Linked DNA regions of Homo sapiens: region 2 is linked to region 1. Evidence: read pairs that join two places in POLR2A ChIA-PET (ENCODE). Cell type or tissue: PC-9. All regions are shown on one strand. Links, peaks and the distances in the headings refer to the core of each region. The heading gives the core; the rest is flanking DNA. Region 1 overlaps CECR2 (CECR2 histone acetyl-lysine reader). Region 2 overlaps BCL2L13 (BCL2 like 13).

What was found. Peaks named below come from ENCODE experiments on the same cell type or tissue, not always from the same donor. Only the 100,000 strongest peaks of a DNase experiment are listed, where the experiment ranks them.
Region 2: POLR2A ChIA-PET joins it to region 1 with 18 read pairs; 2 of 35 experiments call an interaction of 5 or more read pairs at or near these places.

What each region holds. Positions count from the first base shown.
Region 1 is chr22:17,518,185-17,533,550 of GRCh38, reverse strand. CECR2 (CECR2 histone acetyl-lysine reader) reads right to left here. Exons shown (of 19, transcript NM_001290047.2): 9 at 9,280-9,433. It also overlaps the pseudogene DNAJA1P6. Among named protein-coding and RNA genes, the nearest start is that of SLC25A18, 38 kb to the left of the region's middle. In PC-9, for the core only: no CTCF peak of the experiment used is centred there; no DNase peak of the experiment used is centred there; H3K27me3 peaks cover 3,859 bases.
Region 2 is chr22:17,664,769-17,680,134 of GRCh38, reverse strand. The region is part of intron 2 of BCL2L13 (BCL2 like 13); the gene reads right to left. Among named protein-coding and RNA genes, the nearest start is that of BCL2L13, 34 kb to the right of the region's middle. In PC-9, for the core only: no CTCF peak of the experiment used is centred there; a DNase peak (open chromatin) is centred at 6,884; H3K27ac peaks cover 1,470 bases.

The sequences.
Region 1 (15,366 bases), core at 4,262-12,261:
TCAAGCAATTCTCGTGCCTCAGCCTCCCGGGTAGCTGGGATTACAGGTATATGCCACTATGCCTGGGTAATTATTGTATTTTTAGTAGAGACGGGGTTTCATCATGTTAGCTAGGCTGATCTTCAACTCCTTAGCTCAAGTGATCCGTCCACCTCGGCCTCCCACGGTGCTGGGATTGTAGGTGTGAGCCACTGTGCCCAGCTATCATAATTTTTTTTTTTTTTTTTGGAGATAGAGTCTCACTCTGTTGCTCAGGCTGGAGTGCTGCGGTGGCGCTATGTTAACACACTGCAACCTCTGCCTCCTGGGTACAAGCGATTCTCATGCCTCAGCCTCTCAAGTAGCTAGCTGGGATTACAGAAGTGCACCAACATGTCCAGCTAATTTTTCTATTTTTAGTAGAGACGGGGTTTCACCAAGTTGGCCAGGATGGTCTTGATCTTCTGACCTCGTGATCTGCCCGCCTCGGCCTCCCAAAGTGCTGGGATTACAGGTGTGAGCCACCGCGCCTGGCCGGGTCATGCTATCTTTTAATAAAATTGTTCATGTTGACATTTATAGAATAATAATGAGCGGCTAGGCGCAGTGGATCACCTGAGGTCAGGAGTTCAAGAACAGCCTGACCAACATGGTGAGACTCCATCTCTACTAAAAATAACAAAAAAAATTGCCAGGCGTGGTGGCACATGCCTGTAATCCCAGCTACTTTGGAGGCTGAGGCAGGAGAATTATTTGAACCCGGGAGGCGGAAGTTGCAGTGAGCCGAGATCGCACCACTGCACTCCAGCCTGAGTAATAGAGTGAGACTCCATCTCAAAAAAAAAAAAAAAAAAAAAAAAAAAAAAAAAAAGAATAATAATGAATATACCTACTTGGTGAATTTCTTAGCTATAATAGTTTCCTGGGTGATTTTCTTGGAGTTTCAAGTCATACACCACCTCAAATATGTATACATACCTATGTATTTTTCGTTGTAGACACTAAATCCTTACAATACAATATTAAATGGAAACAATAGAGGAAATCCTTGTGTTTATCCTGACTTTAAAGGGAACACTTCTAATGTTTCCCCATCAAGTAGAAGGTCTGCCTAGATTATTAAGATATTGGCTGAGGAAGTTTCATTCTATTATTCTAAGTTTGCAGAAAACCCCAGGAAGGCCTGAAACTACTAGAAGCTGGAAAGGCCACAGACTCTCACCTACAGTCTTTAGAGAGTGAAACCCTGTCAATAACTAGATTTTGGATTTCTAACTTCCAGGACTATGAGAGAATAAATTTCTGCTATTTTATGCCACCTGGTTAATGTAGGTTGTTATGGTAGCCCTAAGGAACTAATAAAAAAATTCAAAATGCAACCCACTACCCACCCCTTCCTTTTTTTGAGACAGGGTCTTGCTGTTGCCCAGGCTGGAGTGCTGTGCACAACCACGGCTCACTGCAGCCTTGACCTCCTGGGCTCAAGTGATCCTCCTACCTCAGCCTCCCGAGTAGCTGGGACTACAGGCATGCACCACCATGTCTGGCTAATTTTTAAGATTTTCTGTAGAGATGGGGCCTCATTATGTTGCCCAGGCTGGTCTTGAACTCCAGGACTCAAGTAATTCTCCTGCCTTGGCTTCCCAAACTGCTGGGATTACAGGCATGAGCCACTGCACCTGGCCATCAATCCCATCGTCCCCTGAGGTCTGCTGTTGCTCCTATCTGCTATCACTATTAAGAACATCCTCTCAGGGTAATCCACCTTTTCCACATTGGTTGTTTTAGGGAACAGAATGTTCTATAATTCAGTTCCATATGCCCACATATAATTTATATCCAGTTTATATCTCTTCTTGCTTTCTGTATCTGAGGATCAGGGTTTTTCATCAAACCAAAAAACTACTCAATCATTGTTTCTGAACATTCTCTTGGCCTTACTATACTGATTCTTTCCTTCTAGAACTTACAGTGAACACATACAGGACCTTTCATGTTTTCTGCCACCTGCATCTGTTATGAAGCCTTTTCTGATGGTTGCAAATCCAATTTTCATGTTCTGCTTTGTGATAATGGGGCTGGGATCCTGCACATACAACTCCCTTCTCTGCTGGTTTTATATTCTACCAAAGGGAGCATCAGAGGGACCACGGGAGGCACGCTGAGGAAGACAGCGATTTCCTTCCATTTGCTTGCTGATGCCGTTCAACTCATCCTAGGATGGATGGTCCTGCATCTGCGAAGCCGCACTTGGCAGCGGGAGTTTGCCTGCCTTCATAGTGCTAGCAGTGGGGCTGCAGCCCCCCACCTCTGACAATCCCGATTCCTCCGTCTGTGTCACCACGGGGATCCCTTTAACCTTTTTTTTTGTTTTCTAACTCCCATTTTACCAAAGAGTCATGTGATGTTTTCCCTGCTGAAGTAGCTAGTGTAGTTTTGGTTTTCAAGGCTGGACCCCAACTGATTAACTACAAGTTACTTCTTTCGTCATGGCCGGCTTCATCTCATTCTAGTTACCCAGACATATCACCCAAATGAGCATACAATTCAGTAGCATTAAGTGTGTAAGTAATGTTGTGGCGCCATCACCGGTATCCATTTCTAGTATCTTTTCATCACTCCAGTCTGTAACGTTAAACACTGACTCCCCATTTCCCTCTCACCTCAGCCTCTAGTACAAAACATTTGTCCACGTGTGTCCTGCTGATATCACTTCGTGTAATACCTTCAAGGTTCATCCATGTTGTAGCATGTTTCAGAATTTCCTTCCCTCTTAAGGCTGAATAACACCCCATTCTAAGTGTATACTGCATTCAGGTTCTCCTTTTATCCACTGGTGGACACTTGGCTGTTTCACTTTTTGCCTTCTGTTGTTTTTTTTTTTCTTTTTTGAGGGGGACAGAGTCTCGCTCTGTTGCCCAGGCTGGAATGCAGTGGCATGATCTCAGCTCACTGCAGCCTCTGCCTCCCGAATTCAAGCAATTCTCCTGTCTCAGCCTCCCGAGTAGTTGGGACTACAGGTGCACGCCACCATGCCCGGCTAATTTTTTTTTTGTATTTTTAGTAGAGACGGGGTTTCACCATGTTGGCCAGGATGGTGTCAATCTCCTGACCTCGTGATCTGCCTGCCTCAGCCTCCCAAAGTGCTGGGATTACAGGCGTGAGCCACCGCGCCTGGCCTTATTTTTTTTTTCTTAATCCACTTTCCTCCTTTCAAGTTTCTTTAAATAAATAAAAGCTCTGAGTCCTCTCCTTGAAAGTATGCAGTCATGTGCCGGGCGCGGCACCACTGCACTCCAGCCTGGGCGACAGAGCGACACTCCGTCTCAAAACAACAACAACAGCAGCAACAACAAAAGTATGGGTAATGTAACATTACAGGAGTTTTGAAAAAAAAAAAAAATTCAGGGAACTCCAAGATGAGTGACCATCAGCACTGTTGAGATGCTAGAATATAAATACCAGCATACGACAGAGGAACTATTTACAGGTAGATCTTCACATCATTATGAAATTTCTTCTCAGTCATTCCCAACACAAATATTACTCATTATGTTAAAAGGACCTGCAGAATAAAATCCGCTTAGAATGTCACACAAAGCTTGTTTCTCTGAATAAACTGTTGTAATTTTTAAAAGTGTCTGATTAGTACATAATTGATTATTTCTCTTTTTTTGTAGTTGGAAGCTACTAAAAAGTCTGGAAAAGGTTATTGTAAGTATCTTATGGCTTACAAAAATTCCTTCCATAAGAACTATCATGGGAGGCAGAGCGAGACTTTGTCTCAAACAAAGAAAACTATCATTTGTGACTTTAAATGTGTGTCAGAGACTGTCCTGTTTTCATTTAATCCTTCCTTTTTTTTTTTTTTTGAGACGGAATCTTGCTCTGTCGCCCAGGCTGGAGTGCGGTGGGGCGATCTCGGCTCACTGGAAGCTCCGCCTCCCGGGTTCACGCCATTCTCCCGCCTCAGCCTCCCGAGTAGCTGGGACTACAGGCATGTGCCACCACGCCTGGCTAATTTTTTGTATTTTTAGTAGAGACGGGGTTTCACCGTGTTAGTCACGATGGTCTTGATCTCCTGACCTCGTGATTCGCCCACTTCGGCCTTCCAAAGTGCTGGGATTACAACCGTGAGCCACGGCGCCCAGCCCATTTAACCCTTCTAACAAGGTCTGCACAGCCCATCCCAATGCGACCCTGGGCTACCTGGTAGGACTCAATTCATGCCCAGCCAGCCTTCCTGTGCTTGCTCTGCTCTGCTCCGCTCCAGCCGCGCCGGGACTTCCAGCCAGCCTTCCTGTGCTTGCTTTGCTCCCCTCCGCTGCAGCCTCGCCCTGGACTTCCTGCTGCATATCCCTGCCTCCGTGCCTCTGCTCTTGTCTGCACTGCGCCTTCCGCTTCAGGCACTCACGGGTCAACCTCATTCACTTTATTTAAATGTCAAATCTTCAGAGAGGGCTTTCTTTTTTGTCTGAGACAGGGTTTTGCTCTATCACCCAGGCTGTGTTCAGCAGGGGAAATCAGCGCTCACTGCAGCCTCGATCTCCTGCGCTCAAGGGGTCCTCCTGCCACAGCCTCCCAAGTAGCTGGGACCACAGATGGAGCCACCACGCCCAGCCATGTCACTCTTTACCTGTAAACCTGCCTAATTTTACTTCAGATCACTCACCACTATTATCCCACAATATTTGTCTACTCTCCACCTTCTCACCACTGGAATGAAAATAGTACTTCTGGCTGGGTGTGTGCTCACGCTTGTATTCCCAGCACTTTGGGAGGCTGAGGCAGATGGATCACTTGAGGCCAGGAGTTCAAGACCAGCCTGGCCAACACGGCAAAACCCCATCTCTACTAAAAATACAAAAATTAGCCGGGTGTGGTAGTGTACACCTGTAATCACAGCTACTTGGGAGGCTGAGGCATGGTAATCACTTGAACCTGAGAAGTGGAGGTTGCAGTGAGACCAGATCATGCCACTGCACTCTAGCCTGGGCAAAAGAGTGAGACTCTGTCTCAAAAATAACAAAAAAGAAAAGAAAAGAAAAAAAAAGCCATACTTCTCTGCTGTGCTATCAAATGCCAGATCATATTCATTCATAATAACTATTTTTTTTGTACCCATTAACCATCCTACCTCTCCCCAACCCTCCACTATCGTTCCCAGCCTCTGGTAACCATCCTTTTCCCCTCTATCTCCACGGGTTCAATTATTTTGATTTTTAGATCCCACAAGTAAGTGAGAATATCCAATGTTTGTCTTTCTGTGCCTGTCTTATTTCATTTAAAATAATAACCTCCAGTTCTATCCATGTTGTTGCAAACGACTGCATCTTTCTGTTTTTATGGCTGAATAGTACTCCCTTGTGTATCAGTACCACATTTTCTTTATCCATTCATTTGCTGACGGACACTTAGGTTGCTTCCAAATCTTGGCTATTGTGAACAGAGCTGCAAAAAATATGGGAGTGTAGTTATCTCTTCAATATATTGATTTCCTTTCTTTTGGGTGTATACCCAGCAGTGGGATTAATAGATTTTATGGTAGCTCTCTTTTTAGTTTTCTAAGGAACATCTAAGCTGTTCTCCATAGCGGGGGACTAATTTATGTTCCTACCAACAGTATATGAGGATTTCCTCTTCTCATTCTCACCAGTATTTGTTATTGCCTGTCCTTTGGGTATAAACCATTTTAACTGTGTAAGATGATATCTCATAATAGTTTTGGATTTCCATTTCTCTGATGATCAATGATACTGAGCACTTTTTTCATAAGCTTGTTTGCTTTTTTTTTTTTTTTTTGAGACAGAATCTTGCTGTATTGCCCAGGCTGGAATGAAGTCTTGGCTTGATCTCTGCTCACTGCCACCTCTGTCTCCCAGGTTCAAGCAATTCTCCTGCCTCAGCCTCCTGAGTAGCTGGGATTACAGGCGTGTGCCACCATGCCTAGCTAATTTTAGTATTTTTAGTAGAGGCAGGGTTTTGCCATGTTGGCCAGGTTGGTCTTGAACTCCTGATCTCAAGTCATCTGCCCGCCTCGGCCTCCCAAAGTGCTGGGATTACAAGCATGAGCCACCACACCTGGCTTGTTTTTTAATTTATTTTTATTTTTTTGAGACAGGGTCTCGCTCTATTGCCCAGGATGGAGTGCAGTGGCATGATCTCAGCTCACTGGAGCCTGGACCTCCCAGGCTCAAGCTATCTGCCCATCTCAGCTTCCCAAGTAGCTGGCACTACAGGTATGAACAACCATGCTCGGTTAATTTTTGTATTTTTTGTAGAGATGGGGTTTTACCGTGTTGCCGAGGCTGGTCTTGAACTCCTGTGCTAAAACAATCTGCCAGCCTTGGCCTCCCAAAGTGCTGAGCTTACAAGCATGACTCAACATGCCTGGCCTCGTCTGCATTTGTATGACTTCTTTTGAGAAATCTCTATTCAAATATTTTGCCCATTTTAATATCCGATTATTAGACTTTTTCCTAAGAGTTATTTCAGCTCCTTCTACATTCTGGTTATTCATCCTTTGTCAACTGGGCAGTTTGCAAATGTTTTCTCCCATTCTGTGGGTTGTCTCTTCACTTTGCTGGTTGTTTCCTTTGCTGTGCAGAAGCTTTTTAACTTGATGTGATCCCATTTGTCCATTTTTGCTTTGGGTGCCTGTGCTTGAAATCAATGTCCTAGAGGGTTTCTCCAACGTTTTTTCTTGTAGAGTTTCATAATTTGAGGTCTTAGATATAATTCTTTTTTTTTTTTTTTTTTTTTTGAGATGGAGTCTTACTCTGTCACACAGGTTGGAGTGCAGTGATGCAATCTTAGCTCACTGCAACCTCTGCTGCCCAGGTTCAAGCGATTTTCTTGCCTCAGCCTCCTGAGTAGCTGGGATTACCGGTGCCTGCCACCGTGCCCGGCTAATTTTTGTATTTTTAGTAGAGACGGGGTTTCAACACCTTGGCCAGGCTGGCCTTGAACTCTTGACCTTGTAATTCACCCGCCTTGGCCTCCCAAAGTGCTGGGATTACAGGCATAAGTCGTCACGCCCGGCCTTAGATATAATTATTTAATCCACTTTGATTTTATTTTTGTATGTGGCAGGAGATAGGGGTCTAGTTTCATTCTTCTGCTTATGGATATCCAGTTTCCCCAGCACCACTTGTAGAAGAGACTCTTTTCCCCAGTGTATGTTCTTAGCACGTGTGTTGAAAATGAGTTCGCTGTACGTGTGTGGACTTGTTTCTGGATTCTCTATTCTGTTCCATTTGTCTGTGTGTTGGTTTTTATGCCAGATCCCCATATTGTTTTGGTCCCCACAGGTCTGAAATACAATTTGAAGTCAGGTAATTCCTCCAGGTTTGTTATTTTTGCTTAGGATAGCTTTGCCTATTCTGGGTCTTTTGTGGGTCCATATAAATTAAAGGATTTTTTTTTCTATTTTTGTGAAGAATGTCATTGGTATTCTGGTAGACATTGCATTGAATCTGTAGATTACTTTGAGTACTATGGACATTTTAAGAATACTGATTCTTGTTATCCATGAACGTAGAAAGCTTTCCAGTTTTTGGGTGTTCTTTTCAATTTGTTTCCTCCATGTTTTATAGTTTTCATTATAGAGCTCTTTCACTTCTTTGGTTAATTCCTAGGATTTAATTTTATTTGTGACTTCTGTAGATGGGACTACAATACAGGCATTATTAATCTTACATTACAGAAACTGAGCCATAAAAATGAGTTTTGGACCTGCCTATATAAATTAAAATGACAGGTGTACCCAATAAGGACCCTATTAAATAAAAAAACACAATTCCACTAAAAAATATAAACAAATAAAAGCCAGTTATTATGTCCTGAGGAATTTAAATGTGGCACTGGACATAGCCAATTATGGAAGATCTTACAAGTGAGATATACTACATAGTATGACACAGGCTAAACCTGTAGATTATATGCACTAAGGGTTGTTTTTTTTATTGAGACAGAGTCTTGCTCTGTCGCCCAGGCTGGAGTGCAGTAGCACGATCTCGGCTCACTGCAACTTCCACCTCCGGGGTTCAAGCAATTCTCCCACCTCATCCTCCTGAGTAGCTGGGATTACAGGCGTGAGCTACCACGTTTGGCCATGTTGGCCAGGCTGTCTCAAACTCCTGACCTCAAGTGATTCGGCCACTTTGGCTTCCCAAAGTGCTGGGATTACAGGCGTGAGCCACTGTGCCCAGCCATCATTTCTTTCTTTCTTTTCTTTTCCCTCCCTCCCTTCCTTTCTTTTTTTTTTTTTTTTTTTTTTTTTTTTTGGAGATGGAGTTTCACTCTTGTTGCCCAGGCTGGAGTACAATGGCACGATCTTGGCTCACCGCAACCTCCACTTCCTGGGTTCAAGCGATTCTCCTGCCTCAGCCTCCTGAGTAGCTGGCATTACAGGCATGCCCCACCACGCCCAGCTAATTTTTTGTATTTTTAGTAGAGATGGGGTTTCTCCATGTTGGTCAGGCTGGTCTCGAAAACCCAACCTCATGTGATCCGCCCCCCTTGGCCTCCCAAAGTGCTGGGATTACAGGCATGAGTCACTGTGCCTGACCCCTCATTTCTTTATTAATTCTAAAATCCTTAATGTGGGCAGGCACAGTGGCTCACGCCTGTAATCCCAGCACTTTGGGAGGCCGAGGCGGCAAGATCATTTGAGGTCAGCAGTTTGAGACCAACCTGCCCAACATGGTAAAACCCCATCTCTAAAAATACAAACATTAGCTGGGTGTGGTGGCACGCCTATAGTCCTAGCTACTCGGGAGGCTGAGGCAGAGGTTGCAGTAAGTGAAGATTGTGCCACTGCACTCCAGGTGGGCCACAGAGTGAGACTATGTATCAAAAAAAAAAAAAAAAAAAAAAAAGGGCCAGGCATGGTGGCTCATGCCTGTAATCCCAGCACTTTGGGAGGCCAAGGCGGGCAGATTACGAGGTCAAGATATCGAGACCATCCTGGCTAACACAGTGAAACCCCGTCTCAACTAAAAATACAAAAAATTAGCCGGGCGTGGTGGTGGGCACCTGTAGTCCCAGCTACTTGGGAGGCTGAGGCAGGAGAATGGCATGAACCCGGGAGGTGAAGCTTGCAGTGAGCTGAGATCACGCCACTGCACTCCAGCCTGGGCGACACAGCGAGACTCCGTCTCAAAAAAAAAAAAAAAAAAAAAAAGAAATTGCCGGAAACAACTTGGATGCATGGCAGGACTTAGCTTGAGTTGGCTCTGGCTACAGGACGGCTGGTCGACAGACATGCACCTCTCCAGACCACGCGGACACTGCACATACCTTCCACTGCCTTGACCTTCTCCTCCAACTCGCGTTTCCTCTCTTCCTTTAGCATCTGCTCCTGCTCCTTCTTCTGCACTGCTAGAAGAATCTGACGCTCTTCTTCCTCCTCTTTGCGCTTTTGTTTTTCTATTCTGGTCAGCACAGGAGTCTCCTGTGAGGAGCCAATGAGCACATCCGGTCAGTACACAATCATGCAAGATAAGCTCTTTGCTCTCAGTTCATTGAATTCAGTATTTTCAACAAATAATATTAGCTAGGGACTTTATATCACGAAAAGCTGATTTTGTTATCTGTAAAATACACATGGATATACATAAATGTTAAAACATAAGGGAGATTCAAAATGGTAAAACTTTTGTGTCCAACAATTTATATAATTTGTGGTATTTAGGAGACAATCTTATGGATAATTTACTGGAGAGAAGAGAAACTGGGGCAGTTCAGAGATGTGTTTCTTTAGAGTTAACATCTGATAAAGGGAAGCTTTTTTTTCTTTTTTTTTTTTTTTTTTTTGAGATAGAGTCTCGCTCTGTCGCCTAGGCTGGAGTGCAGTGGTGCGATCTTGGCTCACTGCAAGCTCTGCCTCCCGGGTTCACGCCATTCTCCTGCCTCCGACTCCCAAGTAACTGGAACTACAGGCGCCTGCCACCACGCCCGGCTAATTTTTTGTATTTTCACTTGAGATGGGGTTTCACCATGTTAGCCAGGATGGTCTTGATCTCCTGACCACGTGATCCACCTGCCTCAGCCTCCCAAAGTGGAGGGATTATAGGTGTGAGCCACCGTGCCCAGCCGATAAAGGTAAGTTTTAAAAAGCGCTAGGAAGTTTTAAAAAGTATACTAGGATGAAAGACAGTCACTCAACAGAACACAGTTCCTTTTTTTTTTTTGAGATGGAATCTCACTCTGTGAGACTGGAGTGCAATGGTATGATCTTGGCTCACTACAACCTCTGCCTCCCAGTTCAAGTGATTCTCTCGCCTCAGCCTCCCAAGTAACTGGAGTTACAGGGTACCTGCGACCACGCCCAGCTAATTTTTGTATTTTTAATAGAGATGGGGTTTCGCCATGTTGGCCAGGCTGGTCTCGAACTTCTGACCTCAGCCTCCCAAAGTGCTGAGATTACAGGCGTAATACTCCAACCTGGGAGATAGACCCTATCTCAAAAACACAAAACAAAACAAAACAAACTGGTTTAGATTCTCATTTGACTCCAAATTTAGAGACGATCTTGCCTAGATAGCAGGCTTTTTTTTTTCCCCCCGAGATGGAGTCTTGCTTTGTCACCAAGGCTGGAGTGCAGTGGCACGATTTTGGCTTACTGCAGACACTGCCTCCTGGGTTCAAGTGATTCTCCTGCCTTAGCCTCTCGAGTAGCTGAGATTACAGGTGTGTACCACCACGCCTAGCTAATTTTTGTATTTTTAGTAGAGATGGGATTTCACCATGTTGACCAGGCTGGACTAGAACTCCTGACCTCAGGTGATCCGCCCACCTCAGCCTCCCAAAGTGCTGGGATTACAGGCGTGAGCCATGGCGCGTGGCCCAGTTAGTTGACTTCTCAATGTCATTTTCACCATTCAAAAATCTATGAGCCTGACTTTAGAAGAGTTTACAGGTAAAAATCTGGAATGAACAGGAGGGACAAAAATAAAAACTGCATACGTTAACACTGTACCCATAAGGTGTCTCAGTGTAACAAACAGAATTAAATAACAACCATAAAATCTTTATCCTATAGCCAGAGCAGGCCAGTTTCAATATGGTGGATGTTGATTCTGAAAAGGGGATGCTATGGACACTTGGCAAGGACGACTGTCCCGAAGACTGCAACTCTGGCCACTGCTTCCCGAATAAATGTCTGTCAAGCACCTTCCCTAAATTTTGCCATAATCCCTGCTCTCACTTCCACCCCACTTCCAAGGTTCTTAATTGTTCCAGCAACATCTTTACCCAGCTGAGATATGATGAAACTGCAGTTAACAAAGCAAAGTAAAACAAAACTATTTGCCTTTGCTCTTTTCAGATGTATACTGATGCCAAAAAAACACCATAAGGTATCAGTTGACTCACATGGGCAGGGGAAAGAGAGGAGATAATACTGAGCCTTGTCACTACAGTAACCAAAACAGCATGGTACTGGTACCAAAACAGAGATATAGACCAATGGAACAGAACAGAGGCCTCAGAAATAACACCACACATCTACAACCATATGATCTTTGACAAACCTGACAAAAACCAGTAACAGGGAAAGGATTCCGTATTTAATAAATGGTGCTGGGAAAACTGGCTAGCCATATGTAGAAAGCTGAAACTGGATCCCTTCCTTATACCTTATACAAAAATTAATTCAAGATGCATTAAAGACTTAAATGTAAAACCTAAAACCATAAAAACCCTAGAAGAAAACCTAGGCATTACCATTCAGGACATAGGCATGGGCAAGGACTTCATGACTAAAACACCAAAAGCAATGGCAACAAAAGCCAAAACAGACAAATGGGATCTAATTAAACTAAAGAGCTTCTGCACAGCAAAAGAAACTACCATCAGAGTGAACAGGCAACCTACAGAATGGGAGAAAATTTTTACAATCTACTCATCTGACAAAGGGCTGATATCCAGAATGTACAAAGAACTTAAAGAAATTAACAACAACAAAAAAAATCAAACAACCCCATGAAAAAGTGGGCAAAGGATATGAACAGACACTTCTCTCTCTCTCTCTTTTTTTTTTTTTTGAGATGGAGTCTCGCTCTGTCACCCAGGCTGGAGTGCAGTGGCGCCATCTCGGCTCACTGCAAGCTCCACCATTCTCCTGCGTCAGCCTCCTGAGTAGCTGGGACTACAGGCGCCCGCCACCACGCCTGGCTAATTTTTTGTATTTTTAGTAGAGACGGGGTATCACTGTGTTAGCCAGGATGGTCTCGATCTCCTGACCTCGTGATCCTCCTGCCTTGGCCTCCCAAAGTGCTGGGATTACAGGCGTGAGCCACTGCGCCCGGCCGAACAGATGCTTCTCAAAAGAAGACATTTATGCAGCCAAAAGACACATGAAAAAATGCTCATCATCACTGGTCATCAGAGAAATGCAAATCAAAACCACAATGAGATACCATCTCACGCCAGTTAGAATGGCGATCATTAAAAAGTCAGGAAACAACAGATGCTGGAGAGGATGTGGAGAAATAGGAACGCTTTTACGCTGTTGGTGGGAGTGTAAACTGGTTCAACCATTGGGGAAGACAGTGTGACAATTCCTCAAGGATCTAGAACTAGAAATACCATTTGACCCAGTGATCCCATTACTGGGTATATACCCAAAGGATTGTAAATCATGCTACTATAAAGACACATGCACACGTATGTTTATTGCGGCGCTATTCACAATAGCAAAGACTTGGAACCAACCCAAATTGTCCATCAATGGACATCAATGATAGACTGGAATAAGAAAATGAGGCACATATACACCATGGAATACTATGCAGCCCAAAAAACCCAAAAAGACGAGTTCATGTCCTTTGCAGGGACATGAATGAAGCTGGAAACCATCATTCTCAGCAAACTATCACAAGACAGAAAACCAAACACCGCATGTTCTCACTCATAGGTGGGAACTGAACAATGAGAACACTTGGGCACAGGGCGGGGAACATCACACACCGGGGTCTGTCAGAGGGTGGGGGACTGGGGGAGGGATAGCATTAGGAGAAATACCTAATGTAAATGATGAGTTGATGGGTGCAGCAAACCAACATGGCACATGTATGTATACCTATGTAACAAACCTGCACATTCTGCACATGTACTCTAGAACTTAAAGTATAATAATAATTTAAAAATCCTACTTACAATAAAAAAAAAACCTGAGCCTTGTCAAAGGGAAGATTTCATTGAAAGAGAATTGTGATGCTTTATGTATGTCAGACCCCAAAATGAGAGGAAAACAGGTATATCTATATATCAAACATGAAAGTTATTTACAGAATTACCTATGTGTATTCTGGCCACTCTCCCCCACAACAAAAGACAATAGGTGTAAACCTGTGAAATATTCTTCTTTCATCAGTACAGGGTACATTAAATAGAATCTAACATTTTAATAAGGACTGAGCAAATGCAAGCCAATTACTCATGAAATTGTAATGTTAAGTCACTCAAGACTTGATAATCTGGCCAGGCACGGTGGCTCACGCCTGTAATCTCAGCACCTTGGGAGGCCAAGGTGGGTGGATCATGAGGTTAAGAGATTGAGACCATCCTGGTAAACATGGTGAAACTCTGTCTTTACTAAAAATACAAAAATTAGCTGGGCACGGTGGTGTGTGCCTGTAGTCCCAGCTACTTGGGGGGCTGAGGCAGGAAAATCGCTTGAACCTGGGAGGCGGAGGTTGCAGTGAACCAAGATTGTGCCACTGCACTCCAGCCTGGCAACAGAGTGAGATTATGTCTCAAAAAAAAAAAAAAAGACTTGATAATCTAAACCAACATAGGAAGTGTTCATGTGTTAAGTCAGTGGAGAGGGAGAAAGAGAAAAAACCCAAAAGCCAATAACCTAAATCTTACTAATATATAATTCTTTTTCTGTAATGAGTATGACTTATTATTCTTAATATGTAATATCTCACAATCAGTTAACAGTGCTCCCCTCAAACAAATGGAACACGAACACAAAACTCACAAACAATATATAAAGCACACGAGGGGCCGGGCATGGTGGCCCATGCCTGTAATCCCAGCACTGTGGGAGGCCGAGGTGGGTGGTTCACGAGGTCAGGAGATCAAGACCTTCCTGGCTAATGTGGTGAACCCTGTCTCTACTAACAATACAAAAAATTAGCTGGGCATGGTGGCGGGCGCCTGTAGTCCCAGCTACTCGGGAGGCAGAGGTTGCAGTAAGCTGAGATTGTGCCACTGCACTCCAGCCTGGGTGACAGAATGAGACTCCGTCTCAAAAAAAAAAAAAAAAACACAAAACACCTGAGGGAACTTTCCAGATGCTTGGTGTGAGGTGGAGGAGCAGTGGCTGCACGGACTGCACAGAGCTACAGGCCCCTCCCCACTCCCCACCACCAGCCTCAGCCCACTCACTGGCTACAGAAAATTGTGAAAGAAACCACTTACTATGACATCTTGGGGGTCAAACCTAATGCTACCCACGAAGAACTGACAAAGGCTTAAAAATGGCTTTGAAGTAATACCCTGGTAAGAATCTAAATGAAGGAGAGAAGTTAAATGGATTTCTCAATCTTGAGAAGTTCTCTCTGATGCAGAGAATAGGGAATTCTATGACAAAGGAGGACAGGCAATTAAAGAGGGTGGGGCTGGTGGCAGTTCTCATTCCCCCATGGACATCTCTGCTAAGTTTTTTTGGGGGAGAAGGAAGGATACTAAGAGAAAGGAGAGGTAAAAACTCCTACATCAGCTCTCAGTAGCCTTAGGAGATCTATCCAATGGTGAAAAAAGAAAACTGGCTCTGCAAAAGAATATGATTTGTGACAAATGTGAAGGCAGAGGTGTTAAGAAGGGAGCAGGATCCTGCTGTGCCAACTGCTGAGGTGCTTGAATGCAAACAGTAATTCATCAATAAGACCTGGAATGGTTCAGCAAATTCAATCTGTGTGCATGGAGTGCCAAGCCCATGGGGAAACCATCCGTCCTAAAGATAGACGTGACAGCTGCAATGGAAGGAAGACAGTTGCAGAGAAGGAGATTCTAGAAGTCCATATTGACAAAGGCATGAAAGATGGCCAGAAGATAACATTCCGTGGTGAAGGATACCAAGACCAGAACTGGAGCCAGGAAACATTACCACTGGGGTAGAACAGAAAGACCATGCTGTTTTTACTTGACAGGGAGAAGACCTTTTCCTGTGTACAGACACACAGCTGGCTGAAACACTGTGTGACTCCCAAACGCTAACATCTGCTTTCAAGACTGAACCATGGTCCAGGTCAGAATGTCAAGCACGGGGACATCAAGTGTGTGCTAAATGAAGGAATGCCAATTTACTGCACACCGTATGCAAAGCGTCGCCTAATCACTTAATTTATGTAAACGCTCCTCAGAATGGCTCTC
Region 2 (15,366 bases), core at 3,087-11,086, 150 kb before region 1:
TCAAGCAATTCTCCTGCCTCACCCTCCCGAGTAGCTGGAATTACAAGTGCCTGCCAACACGCCCGGCTAATTTTTTGTATTTTTAGTAGAGATGGTGCTTCATCATGTTGGCCAGGCTGATCTCGAACTCCTGACCTCAGGTAATCCGCCCGCCCCAGCCTCCCAAAGTGCTGGGATTACAGGCGTGAGCCACCGTGCCTGGCCCATAAGTCTTAATATAGCCTTGTCTGGGAAACTTGCTTGGCCTTGTGTCAATTTCTATTACACAGGAGCCTAAGAACCTGTGGTTGGTAATAAGGGGAAAAAACGAACAAAGAAAACATTTGTATCCAGAGACTAGAACATAAAGGAGACCAAAACGTTTCTCCTGAATTCAAAGTGGGCAAATTTGGGGGTAAAACAGCACAGTTCCTTTTAAAGCTTTAAAAGCTTATATAAAAAGCTCAAGCTCTCCCTACATTGCAAAAATATTCTTTCTTGAATAATTTTTTTTTCTTCTACTTTCAGGTGATTTCAGTACTACAGAACATTTAAACAAAAAATTTAGGATAAAAAGAGCCAAACCAGCCAGGCACAGTGGCTCACGCCTGTAATCCCAGCACTTCAGGAGGCCAAGGCGGGCGGATCACCTGAGGTCAGGAGTTCAAGACCAGCCTGGCCAACATGGTGAAATCCCGTCTCTACTAAAAATACAAAAATTTGCTAGGCATGGTGGCAGGCGCCTGTAATCACAGCTACTCGGTAGGCTGAGGTGGGAGAATCACTTGAACCCAGGAGTTGGAGGCTGTGGTGAGCAGAGATCGCACCATTGCACTCCAGCCTGGGCCACAAGGGTGAAACTGTCTCAAAAAAAAAAAAAAAAAAAAAAAAGAGCCAAACCAATTGACATATGCAGCAGAATCCACATTCCCAGGACATGGGCCAGATTCACAATCACATCAATAATCCCAGCTTGGTTTTTAGCCAGAAGCATTCAGGGAAGTCAAGATAATTCAGAGTCATCCTAGGAATCTCACTCATTTCTGGAACTTAAATTCAGACTTACCTGAACACCCAGAGGATGCTGAATTGTATACTTAGCAACTAACCTTCTGTTAGAGGAGAGTGGTTTTTCATTTCCCTAAAGACTTGAGATAAGTAACTTGTGGGGACAATGAAGCCCCTACCTGGGTGTGGGGGAAGGGCCCTGCAATCAACTATACTCCACCATGCAAGAATTTCAGCAGAAAAACCAAACAAGCTAACAAAAAGCAGCATGAACTGGGCCACTAAGTTGCAGGTCTACCTACTATTCATTTATCCACTGAAGAAACATTGACTACCTGCTATTTATCAGGTATGTCCTGAAGCATCTACGCAGCACAAAAATGAGTAAGATTTGTCCAGCACATGAAACTATTTATATAGACTGGGGAAGTTCAGGAAGGGCAGGACAACAGCAAGCATTTACAAAGTACCTGTTACTTAACAGGCACGGTAGTAAACATTTCCTATGTGTTATTTCATTTAATTTCCAAGTCAACCTTATGAGGGATGAAATAATAGTTCCATTTGAAGATGAGGAAACTGAAGCTTGGATAGGTTCTACCACTACCATAAAGAAGTTATAATTGGAACTCTGGTGAGTCTGACTACAAAATCGTTAATCCAGGCTGTGCTCTCGTCATCTTCTGGTTGGGTGGCTAGGAATGAAAGATCTCAGAAACATTTCTGACATGATTAAATAGTTAACAGAGAGCAGAAAGGCTGTCTATATCGGTGATACTGTCTTCTGACAGGGACTTTCATGTCCCCTTATTTAATCTTCACTTCAGTTGGGTGTGGTGCTCATGCCTGTAATCTCAGCACTTTGGGAGGCCGAGGCAGAAGGATTGTTTAAGTTTAGGAGTTCAAGAACAGCCTGCGCAACATAGCTAGACCTTGTTTCTACGAAAAATAAAAAAAACTAGCTGAGCACAGTGGCATGTTCCCATCGTCCAAGATACTCGGGAGCCTGATGTGTGAAGATCACTTGAGCCTGGGAGGTCGAGGCTGCTGTGAGCCATGACTGCACCACTGCACTTCAGCACTTCTATATATTTTATGTTTCTAGACAGGGTCTCACCCTGTTGCCCAGGCTGGAGTGCAGTGGCACTATCATGGCTCACAAGAGCCTCAACCTCTTAGGCTCAAGCGATCTTCCCACCTCAGCCTCTCAAGTAGCTGGCACTACAGGTACACACCACCATGCCCAGCTAATTTTTGTGGGGTTTTTTTGTTTTTTTTTTGAGACAGAGTCTCGCTCTGTCGCCAGATCATGCAATGGCGCGATCTCGCCTCACTGCAACCTCTGCCTCCTGGGTTCAAGTGATTCTCCTGCCTCAGCCTCCTGAGTAGCTAGAACTACAGGTGCACACCACCACACCCAGCTAATTTTTGTATTTTTGGTAGAGACAGGGTTTCACCATGTTGGCCAGGATGGTCTCGATCTCCTGACCTCATGATCCACCTGCCTCAGACTCCCAAAGTGCTGGGATTACAGGTGTGAGCCACCGCGCCCAGCTGTGTGGGGTTTTTCTTTTTTTTGGTAGAGACAAAGTTTTGCCTTGTTGGCCAGGCTGGTCTCAAATTCCTGGGCTCAAGCAGGCCGCCCACCTTGGCCTCCCTCACGCTGGGATTACAGGCATGAGCCACCAGGCTCTGCCTATGTTTTCATTTTTTGCAACCAAATTAAAGAATCCCAAATTCTCAGATGGGCTTTGAATTAATTAATTCTATTAAGGTCAAGAAACTTGATTATTCTATCATCCACAGGTATTTAAAATACCTTTAAAAAACAAAAGGTTAAACATTTTTACGTATCACAGATTCTGATTCATTTTCTACTTTTAAAGCTGACAAAAATAACATGGCTTTAAGCGACATAAAACACTTTCCTTATGAGATGAGACTAACCAAAATAAAATTCAAATCCTTTTATTTTTTTATTTTTTTATTTTTTGAGAATAGGGTCTCACTATATTGCCTAGGCAGGTCTCAAACTCCTGGGCTCAAGCCATCCTCCTGCCTCTGCCTCCCTAAGTGCCAGAATCCTTAAAAGTTGAAATGTAACACAAAGGATCTCCTCAATGTCACCAATAGCATATACTTTGCTTAATGACATTTCACTTACTTCTGCCTAAGTAAATAACTTTGATAAACTACATTCATAAAAACTTGAAAATGTTACATAAAACAATCTATTATGCAAAAATTTGAGGCCAATTTATCCTAGAAAGATCCTATGCCAATTTATCCTAATCTTTATAAATTCTCATAAAGCATAAAAGTCTACCTTTACAGATAAGCTTCTACTAAATCTCCATTACTGTTTATAATTATAACAGGTTTTCCCTTTAGAAGTAATTTGTAGTGTTAGATGGCTCTGCAACAGCACTGATTAATATAACTGCACAAGATACAGTGATCTCCAGAATACATCATGACATTATTAAGTGAAATCAAACACAAGCTCAGAAATTAATTCACGGCCCATGCTATTTCTTGCAATAAAATTCTCTCTTTCCCTTCCAGCTTCCTGGAAAACAGCCGTAAAGTGGTTGATAAGCTTTGGAGTCAGGCCTTCTAACTCTTCACTTGGGCAAGGAAAATAATCTTCTTGACCCTCTCCTCTTTATGATTATTTTTTTAATTGAGACAGAGTCTCGCTCTGTCACCCAGGCTGGAGTGCAGTGGTGCAGTCTCGGCTCACTGCAACCTCCACCTCCTGGGTTCAAGCAATTCTCCCACCTCAGCCTCCCAAGTAGCTGGGAGTACAGGCGTGTGCCACCACACCTGCCTATTTTTTTTTGTTTTTAGTAGAGATAGGGTTCTGCCATGTTGGCCAGGCTGGTCTCGAACTCCTGACCTGAAGTGATCCGCCTGCCTCAGCCTCCCGAAGTGCTGGGATTACAGGCGTGAGCCACCGTCTCTCCTCTTATATAAAATGGGAAAATAATACCCACCACAAAGGGTAGTTGTGAAGAGTAATGAGATAAATGCCCAATCGACAGGTGCTCCCACTCACCAATTCTTTTCATGCTCTAAAATTGTATTATTAGATAATTATCTTTCCTGGCCCCTTATCTCTGTGAACAGAAATTAGCTCATCACAGATTTTTAATCAAAGATGCTTATACAGAACCTGCTTTCCACACTGTGAAAGGTAGGAATAGCAGGACAACCTCTGTCAGTTTAGATAATGCCATGTAATATAAAATAAGGCTGTTTTAACACAAACTAGGAGAAATCTTGACAGGCAGTTATTCTTGCTCTTCAATTGCTGCTAGAGAGAATGGCTTAATATGTGTTGCTTAAATTTGTTGGACATTGCACAACAAATTGATTGGGGAAGTTTTACTAAAAAGCTGTATTCCTGAATACCAGATGTTCTGCAACCTGTTTCCAAGGGTGGCTTGCCTCTAATGGACTTGCCTTCAATTTTTTTCCAGGCTAAGGTAATCTCTGTCATACTCAACAATGTAAGAATTTTGATCAATCACTGTCATAAGCTACAGTGAATGAACGTGCTTTTAAGAGAAATCAATCCTTCTTGTAGCTACTAACACTCCTTCAAACATACTTCAATGACAGAAACAGAAATAACAACCAGGCTGAAAAAAGTTAGCCCTCTATTCCACAAAAACATTTCTAACTTAATATCTATCATTCTACTCTTGACCTCCCCTTAATCAGAAACTCAGAACACCTACACGTTTTAGACTTCTTGCAGATAATATAACCTATTGGATCCATTTTTCTACAAGGTTTGAATTGTAGACCTCATGATTTGCCCACCCTGGTCTCCCAAAGTGCTGGGATTACAGGAGTGAGCCACCGCGTCTGGCCGATATTGACAACATTTTCTACTGCATTTCTGTGTCCTATGTTATAAAGCTCTTAGTGGGAAAAAAGAAATCTTTTAAAAAACTATTTTCCAACCAAAAGGAACTAGTATAGCTTCTAAATTATAGGGGTAAAAGATTCCTGGAACTAAATATACCCTCTGTTTTATAGTATATATATGTGTGTGTGTGTGTGTATACATATGTATGTATGTATGTATTTGGCTTTCCCAAGAACCAAATTCACAGCTCAGCACTAGTATAATTGTAGAGGATCTCACAGACTACTTACCTATCTATGATCTGTTATTCCTACTATAGACATGTACAATTTTCCTACTCCTGATTTTTTTATTTACTATTTGGATTTTTCCATTATGCATCATAAGCCACATTAAATTATATGTGGTAAGGAATTTTTTAAAAAAGTATTACTATTTGCATCCAGTATGAACTCACTGCCAATTTCTCACTATCTAACAAAACAAGCCAGATGCAGTAGCATGTTACAGTCCCAGCTACTTGGGAGGCCTAGGCAGGAAGACCCCTTGAGCTCAGGAGTTTGAGGCCATAGTGTGCTATAATCATGCCTGTGAGTAGCCACTGCACTCCAGCCTGGGCAACATAGCAAGAACTCATTTCTTTCTTTCTTTTTTTTTTTTTTTTTGAGACAGAGTCTCACACGGTTGCCCAGGCTGGAGTGCAGTGGCACGATCTCTACTCACTGCAACCTCCGCCTCCTGGGTTCAAATGATTTTCCCACCTCAGCCTCCCTAGTAGCTGGGATTACAGGCGCCCGGAACCATGCCTGGCTAATTTCCTATATTTTTAGTAGAGACAGGGTTTCACTATGTTGGCCAGGCTGGTCTTGAACTCCTGACCTTGTGATCCGCCCGCCTCAGCCTCCCAAAGTGCGTAAGCCACTGTGCCCCGCCAGCAAGAACCTATCTCTAAAAAACAAAACAAACAAAAACCTCAAACATATTATTCTACATTTTTGCTCAACATAAACTGTCCTTCTGTTTCCTGATAATTCAAATTCTGTCTATCCTTGAAAAACCAATGTAACTCTCTACTTCAAAATGTCTTCACTGACTATTATGTTTACAGGTCTATCACTGACCTTAAACATTTATACATTTAGTCTGTGTCACAAAGTTTAACACTTAAAAATACACTATCCTATGCTGTTTGATGATTTTGTACTTTATTATCATCATTCTAAACAGATTACAAACACTTTGGGATATACTTCCTTTGTCCTAGACTTGTGTGAAATATGGACTAAAAAAATATTCAAATACTTGACAGCTACCACTATCTACTATGATAAAAACTTAGAGTTACAACGTAAAGATTTATATGTACAGATGAAAAGCTCACTGTATTCTCTATGTATACATGGCAACCTCGCTAGGGAGAGGAGACACTTAAAAAAACACAATAAAATAAGAATTATAAATAAATTCAAAGGAATTAAAAAAATACAAAGTTCCCATTCCAGCAGGTGTAGCTTAAAAATACAAATAAATAAAAAATACAAAGTTATCAGTATATTTTGAGGACAGCTCAAATGACAAAAGGTAAAAGAAATAAGGCCGGGCGCAGTGGCTCATGCCTGTAATCCCAGCACTTTGGGAGGCCGAGGCAGGCGGATCACGAGGTCAGGAGATCGAGACCAGTCTGGCTAACACAGTGAAACCCCATCTCTACTAAAAATACAAAAAAAAAAAAAAAAATTGCCAGGCATGGTAGTGGGCGACTGTAGTTCCAGCTACTCAGGAGCCTGAGGCAGGTGAATGGCATGAATCTGGGAGGCAGAGCTTGCAGTGAGCCGAGATCGCACCACTGCACTCCAGCCTGGGTGACAGTGACGGAGTGAGGCTCTGTCTCAAAAAAAAAAAAAAAAAAGAAAGAAAAGAAAATGAGAAGTCATATTGCATCAGGCAAATATGACAACAGACCAACTGCATAGATAGGAAGATAAATAGAGCATTTATTTATGGCGATGAGTCACGATGGAGATACTGAGAACTAGGAATGGAAAGAATAAGACCTCCACTATTACTTGCATACTTATGAGAGTTTAATCAGTGACTGAATCATAGAACTTTACAGGTTTATAGTCTGTAAAGGCTGTCAAGTCTATCCTCATTACATAAAGAATATGAGACTTCAGAGAATTTAATGACTAGCCCAAGTTCTAATAAATAACAGAGAAATAACATTAGAAACTACATATTCTGGTAAATAGAATTATTATTGACTCCCAGGACATACGACTATAATTTTTGACGCACAGTGACAAGGAATACATGAATGCTTTATCTGCCATCTGTCATCTGCCCCTTTTTGGAAAATCTACATACCCAAAACATACATACACCCACACACATCCAATCACACCACCATCAATACCACCACCATCCCACAAAGCAAATGACAAAAATGTCATGGTTACCATATGCCTCACCCCACCAGATTAAAGAAAAGCAGCTGATTAAAGGAGAGCTTATTCTCTTGAGACTAATGTGATGCTGATTACACATGACAAGTTGTCATACTTCATAATAAACCATGTGGAAAACCTAAACCAGAAAATGTCTGCTGCTGTTAGGACACAAAGGCTATTTATTTAGCTGACCAGTGACACAGAGAGATTCAGTGATTTGCATTTAATTAATCCTCTCCACCTAGTTTTTCTAAAGCACAGAGCTACGCAGTGGGGCCAATGCTGCATAAATTCTGGACTATAAACCAAGATACAAATATTTCAAAGATAAACAGACTTTAGCACACTAAGTCCCACCCACTTGTTTCAAATGAAGTCAAGTGAGTCAGTAATCATTATATTCCAGCCCTAAAATTCATTCAGAGCTATCAAAGTGAATAGAAGATTAACAAGTTTAGCCAAGTTGAATGGACTAGAGCTCCCAGAGCAAAATACTTTCGAAATCTATGGTTCCCCAAACTGGAAACACATTTAAATTACCTATAAAACACATTAAATTATAGATTCCCAAGTCCTAGCATGCAGTATCTGGTCCTGTAGGTCTAGGGTAGAGCTCCATGATCTTTGTTTTAGCAAGTATTCAGGCAATTAGCCTTGCGATAACACTCTAGGCAGTCCAAATAATTACAATCAAATCAAAAAGGTCCATTGAACATATAGACAGAATGGTTCAATTGTTCATTAAATAGCAAAAACAAATACCTCAAAATATACCTTACTGGACCAGCAATTAAGAAACCAGATGTTGGCCGGGCACAGTGGCTCATGCCTGTAATCCCAGCATTCTGGGAGGCCAAGGCGAGCGGATCACCTGAGGTCAGGAGTTTGACACCAGCCTGGCCAACATGGTGAAATGACATCTCTACTAAAAATACAAAAATTGGCTGGGCGTGATGGCGCGCTCCTTTAATCCCAGCTACTCAGGAGGCTGAGGCATGAGAATTGCTTGAACCCAGAAGGCAGAGGTTGCAGTGAGCAGAGATTGCACCACTGCACTCCACTCCAGCCTGGGAAAGAGTGTGAGACTCTGTCTGAAAAAGAAAACAGATGTTTGGGGCAGAGTGGCACTTTGGGAGGCTAAGGCATAAAGATCGCCTGAGCTCAGAAGTTTGAGACCAGCCTGAGGAACATGGCGAAACAAATGTCTCTACAAAAAAAATAAATAAATAAAGGAGCAAGATTTTTTTTTTTTTTTGAGATGTAGCCTCACTCTGTTGCCCAGAATGGAGTGCATGGCGCGATCTCAACTCACTTCAACCTCTGCTGCCCAGGTTCAAGCGATTCCCCTGCCTCAGCCTCCTGAGTAGCTGGGACTACAGGCGCCCGCCACAACTCCTGGCTAATTTTTTTTTTTTTTTTTTTTTTTTGAGATGGAGTCTCGCTCTGTCACCCAGGCTGGAGTGCAGTGGCGTGATCTTGGCTCACTGCAAGCTCTGTCTCCCGGGTACACGCCATTCTCCTGCCTCGGCCTTCCCAGTAGCTGGGACTACAGGCACCCACCATCACACCCACCTAATTTTTTGTATTTTTAGTAGAGAAGGGGTTTCACCGTCTTAGCCAGGATGGTCTCGATCTCTTGACCTCATGATCTACCCACCTCGGCCTCCCAAAGTGTTGGCATTACAGGTGTGAACCACCGTGCCCGGCCAATTTTTTGTATTTTTAATAGAGACAGGGTTTCACCATGTTAGCCAGGATGGTCTCGATCTCTTGACCTCATGATCTGCCCACCTCGGCCTCCCAAAGTGCTGGCATTACAGGTGTGAGCCACTATGCCCAGTCTTTTGTTTTGTTTTAAACAACCAAATTCCAGACAGCCAATCATGATTGCAGTTTTCAGGTTCTAGCGTTATCATACCCCCTAAGCATCTTGCAGATTGGGAGACAGACTGATGGAGGACAGATCTGAGGGAAAAGAATGCAGAATTCCACCATGCACCACCCAAGGTCTGGCTTCACAGTGGTCGAGATCAACCATCTTCTGTTCCTGATAGAAAAGCTAAGATAAGAATGAAACAGTACACATCTCTGGAAATAATATATTATGGCTCAATTTCAAATTGGGTTATACAAATCTGCCTTGAAAAGCTGATGTAAGCCGGGCGCAGTGGCTCATGCCTGTAATCCCAGCACTTTGGGAGGCCGAAGCAGCCGAGGTCGGGGGCTTGAGACCAGCCTGACCAACATGGAGAAACCCCATCTCTACTAAGAACACAAAATAAGCCAGGCATGATGGCGCATGCCTGTAATCCCAGCTACTTGGGAGGCTGAGGCAGGAGAATCACTTGAACCTGGGAGGCAGAGGTTGCGGTGAGCCAAGATCACGCCATTGCACTCCAACCTGGGCAACAAGAGCGAAACTCTGTCTTAAAAAAAAAAAAAAAAAAGCTGATTTGAGATAGCAGGACTCCCCAAATTGATCTACACATTAATGTAATCCCCATCAAAATTCCAACTCTGTTTTTTCCAGAAATAGACAAGCCAATCCTAAAATTAATATGGAAATGCAAGAGACACAGAATAGTCAAAGCAATCTTGGAAAAGGAAGAACAAAGTTGAAGGGCTCACACTTCATAATTTCAAAATTTACTACAAAGCTACAGCAATAAAAATAGTATGGTATAACAACAGGTATACAGACCAATGGAATTGAATTGAGAAGGGAAAAATAAATCCATACATATATGGTCAATTGATTTTTGAGAAAGGTACCAAGGTCAACCAATGGGAGAAAGAATAACTTTTCAACAAATGGTGCTGAGACAACAACAAGAGATCCCCATGTGTATTAGTCCATTTTCTTTTGTTTATGAAAGAATACCTGAAACTGGATAGTTTATAAAGAAAAGGAATTTATTTCTCACAGTTCTGGAGGCTGAGAAGTCCAAGGTTGAGGGGCTGCCTTTGACCTCAAACAGAGTCCCGAGGCAGCACAGAGTATTACATGGCGAGGGGGCTGAGCATGCTAATGTGTGAGCTCCAGGTCTCTCTTCCTCTTCTAATAAAGCCACTGGTTCCACTCACATAACTCATTAATCCATTAACCCACGAATGGATTAATCCATTTGTAACGGCTACTATATTTTGCTTTGTTTAAACCCTCCAAATCTCATGTTGAGAGTTGATCCCAAATGCTGGAAGTGGGGATTAATGGGAGGTGTTTGGGTCACGGGAGTGCATCCCTCATGGATGACCTGGTACCATCTTCAAGGTTCTCAGTGAGTTCTTGCTCAGTTCCTTTCTGCCAGAACTAGTTGTTAAAAAGAGCATGGCACCTCCCTTCCTATTCTCACTGGCCTCTGTTCTTGTCATGTGATCTCTGCACACATGAGCTTCCCCTTTTCACCATGAGTGGAAGCAGTTTGAGGCCCTCACCAGATGCAGACGCCAGTGCCATGCTTCTTAAACAGCCTGAAGAACCAAGAGCCAGGCCAGGTGCGGTGGCTCACGCCTGTAATCCCAGCACTGTGGGAGGCCGAGGCGGGCAGATCACGAGGTCAGGAGATTGAGACCATCCTGGCTAACATGGTGAAACCCCGTCTCTACTAAAAATACAAAAAACTAGCCGGGTGTGGTGGCAAGCACCTGTAGTCCCAGCTACTCAGGAGGCTGAGGCAGGAGAAAGGCGTGAACCTGGGAGGCGGAGCTTGCAGTGAGCTGAGATCGCACCACTGCACTCCAGCCTGGGCGACAGAGCGAGACTCCGTCTCAAAAAAAAAAAAAAAAAAAAGAAAGAAACAGGAGCCAAATAAACTTCTTTTCTTTATAAATTACCCAGCCTCGGGTGTACCTTTATAGCAATATAAATGAACTAAGACAAGGACAACGTGCTCAAGATGCAATTACCTCTAAAAGCCCTCATCTCCTAATACTGCCACATTGGGAGCTAAGTTACAATATGAATTTGAGGGGACACTGAAACCACAGTACTATGCAGAAGAACTTATCTGAATCCCTACTTCAAACCATATGTAAAAATTAACTCAAAACAGATCAGGCCAAGCGCAGTGGCTCACGTCTGTAATCCCAGCACTTTGGGAGGCCAAGGCAGGTGGATCACGAGGTCAGGAGTTCGAGACCAGCCTGGCCAACATGGTGAAACCCCATCTCTACTAAAAATACAAAAATTAGCCAGGCATCGTGGTGCACGCCTGTGGTGCATGCCTGTAATCCCAGCTACTTGGGAGGCTGAGGCAGGAGAATTGCTTGAACCCAGGAAGGTGGAGGTTGCAGTGAGCTGAGACAGCACCACTGCACTCCAGCCTGGGCGACAGAGCGAGACTCCATCTCAGGAGAAAAAAAAAAAAACACAGATCAAAGACCTAAATTTAAAAGCTAAAACTATAAAATTCTCAGAAGGAAACACAGGTGAAAATGTACATGACCTTGTATTAGCCAATGGTTTCTTAGATAAGACACTCAAAGCATAATAAAAAAACGTTAAGACAGGTAGGGCACGGTGGCTCACGCCTGTAATCCCAGCACTTTGGGAGGCTGAGGTGGGCAAATCATCTGAGGTCAGGAGTTCAAGACCAGTCTGGCCAACATGGTGAGACCCCCATCTCTACTAAAAACACAAAAAATTAGCCTGGCATCGTGGTGTGCGCCTGTAATCCCAGCTACTTGGGAGGGTGAGGTGGAAGAATTGCTTGAAGCTGGGAGACGGAGGTTACAATGAGCCAAGATAGTGCCACTGCACTCCAGCCTGGGCGACAGAGCGAGACTGTCTCAAAAAAAAAAAAGAATAGGCAACTACAAGCCCTTCCTCATGCTCTCAAAAAAAAAAAAAAAAAAAAAGACAAACTGGAATTCACCAAAATTAAAAATGTTTGTATGTCAAAGGATACTGCCAAGAAAGTAAGTAAAAAGACAAACTATAGCATGAATGAAAATATCTAGCAATCATGTATCTGATAAGAATCTGGTGACCAAAACATATAAAGAATTCTTACAACTGCCCGCGGTGGCTCACGCCTGTAATCCCAACACTTTGGGAGGCCAAGGCGGGCAGATCACTAGAGGTCAGGAGTTCCAGACCAGCCTCGCCAACATGGTAAAACTCCGTCTCTACTAAAAATACAAAAATTAGCCAGGTATGGTGGCAGACACCCATAATCCCGGCTACTCAGGAGGTGGGGGCAGGAGAATCGCTTGAACCTGGGAGGCTGAGGTTGCAGTGAGCTGAGACCACACCACTATATTCCAGCCTGGGCAACAGAGATAGACTCTGTCTCAAAAACAACAATAACAACAAAGACTTCTTACAACTCAATTTAAAAAAACTCAAGTAGGCCAAGTGCGGTGGCTCACGCCTGTAATTCCAGCACTTTGGGAGGCCAAGGCGGGCAGATCACATGAGGTCAGGAGTTCGAGACTAGCCTGACCAACATGGCGAAACCCATCTGTACTAAAAATACAAAAATTAGCCAGGCGTAGTGGTGGGCACCTGTAATCCCAACTACTCAGGAGGCTTAGGCAGGAGAATCGCTTGAACCCAGGAGGCGTAGGTTGCAGTGAGCCAAGACTGTGCCATTGCACTCCACCCTGGTGGGGTTGGGGGGGAAACTAACTAAAAATTGAGCTACCATATGATCCAGCAATCCCACTGCTAGGTATATACCCAAAAAAAGGAATCAGTATATCAAAGAGCTATCTGCACTCCTATGTTTGCTGCACACTGTTTACAACAGCCAAGGTTTGGAAGCAACCTAAGTGTCCATGAACAGATGAATGGATAAAGAAAATGTGGTACATATAGACAACGGAGTACTATTCAGGCATAAAAACAATGAGATCACCTGTAATCCCAGCACTTTGGGAGGCTGAGGCAGGAGGATCACTAGGTCAGGAGTTCAAGACCAGCCTGGCCAACTGGTGAAACCCCGTCTCTACTAAATATACAAAAATTAGCTGGGCATGGTGGCGCATGCCTGTAAACCCAGCTACTCAGGAGGCTGAGGCAGGAGAATTGTTTGAACCGGGACCCGGGAGGCAAAGGTTTCAGTGAGCTGAGGTCATGCCACTGCACTCCAGCCTGTGCTACAAAGCAAGACCCTGTCTTAAAAAAAAAAAAAAAAAAAAAGAATGAGGTCCTGTCATTTGCAACAACATGGATAGAACTGGAAGTCATTGTGTTAAGTTAAATAAGCCAGGCACAGAAAGACAAACATTGCATATTCTCACTTATTTCTGAGATGTAAAGAAACAACTGAACTCATGGACACAGAGAATATAAGGATGGTTACCAGAACTAAGAAGGGTAATGGGGGTCTGGGGACAGCAGGAGGTGGGGATGGTTAATGGGTTAAAATAAATAAATAAATAAATAATGACTAAGACCTACTATTCAACAGCCCATTAATTGTACATTTTAAAATAACTTAAAGAGTAACTGAATTGTTTGTAATTCAAAGGATAAATGTTGAGGGGACGGATACCCCATTCCCTATGATGTGTTTATTTGTCATTGCATGCCTGTATTAAAACATCTTATGTACCCCATAAATATATATATACACCTACTATGTACTCAAAAAATTTAAAAAAATAAAAAATAAAAATACATTTAAAAATTAAAATTAAAAATAAAACCACAATGAGATACACTCAATGAGATTACAGCACATCCCCTAGAATAGCTATGTTGGCAAAGAGATGGAGAAACTCTTACATATTGTTGGCAGGAAGCAAAATGACATAATCACTTCATAAGACAGTTTAGCAATTCCTTATAAAACAAAATATATTCTTTTCACCATACGACCCAGCAGCTGTGCTCCCTGGTATTAACCCAAATGAGTTAAAAACTTACATACACACAAAAACCTACACACAAACGTTTATTCATAATTGCCAAAATTTGGAAGGAACTGAGATGTTCTTGAAAGGTGACTCGATAAACAAACTATGGTATATTCATACAACGGCATATTATTCAACAATAAAAAGAAATAAGCTACCACAATAAGGCACCACTTCACAACCTTTAGGATGGTTAATATTAAAAAAACAGAAAACAAATGTTGGTAAGAATATGGAGAAATCAGAACCTCTGTACACTGGTGATAGGAAGATTATTTATGCTATAACATAGATGAATCTTGAAAACATTGTGCAAATATGGTTTGGCTGTGTCCCAACCCAAATCTCACCTTGAATTGTAATAATCCCCATGTGTCAAGGGCGGGGCCAGGTGGAAACAAATCATGGGGGTGATTTCCCCCATACTGTTCTCATACAGAAAATTGGTACTGGGAGTGGGGCACTGCTTAAACATACCCGAAAATGTGAAGCAACTTTGGAAATGGGTAACAAACAGGCAGAAGTTGGAACAGTGTGGAAGGCTCAGGAAACAACAGGAAAAATGTGGGAGAGTCTGGAACTTCCTAGAGACTTATTGAATGGTTTTGACCAAAATGCTGACAGTGATATGGGCGATAAAGTCCAAGTTGAGGTGGTCTCAGATGGAGATAAGGAACTTATTGGGAACTGGAACAAAGGTGACTCTTGCTATGTTTTAGCAAAGAGACTGGTGGCGTTTTGCCCCTGCCCTAGAGATCTGTGGAACTTTAAACCTGAGACAGATGATTTAGGGTATCTGGCAGAAGAAATCTCTGAGCAACAAAGCTTCAAGAGGAAGCAAAGCATAAAAGTTTGAAAAATGTGCAGTCTGATGATGCAGTAGAAAAGAAAACTCCATTTTCTAGGGAGAAATTCAAGCCTGATACAGAAATTTGCACCAGTAACAAGAAGCCAAATGCTAATTGCCAAAACAATGGAGAAAATGTCTCCAAAGCATGTCAGAAACCTTCCAAGCAGCTCCTCCCATCACAGTCCTAGGAGGGAAACATAGTTTCCTGGACCAGGGCCAGGGCCCCCTCCTGCTGTGTGCAGCCTCTGGACTTGGTGCCCTGCATCCCAGCCACTCCAGTCGTGGCTAAAGGGGCCAAGGTACAGCTCGGGAAATGGCTTCAGGGGGTGAAAGTCCTAAGC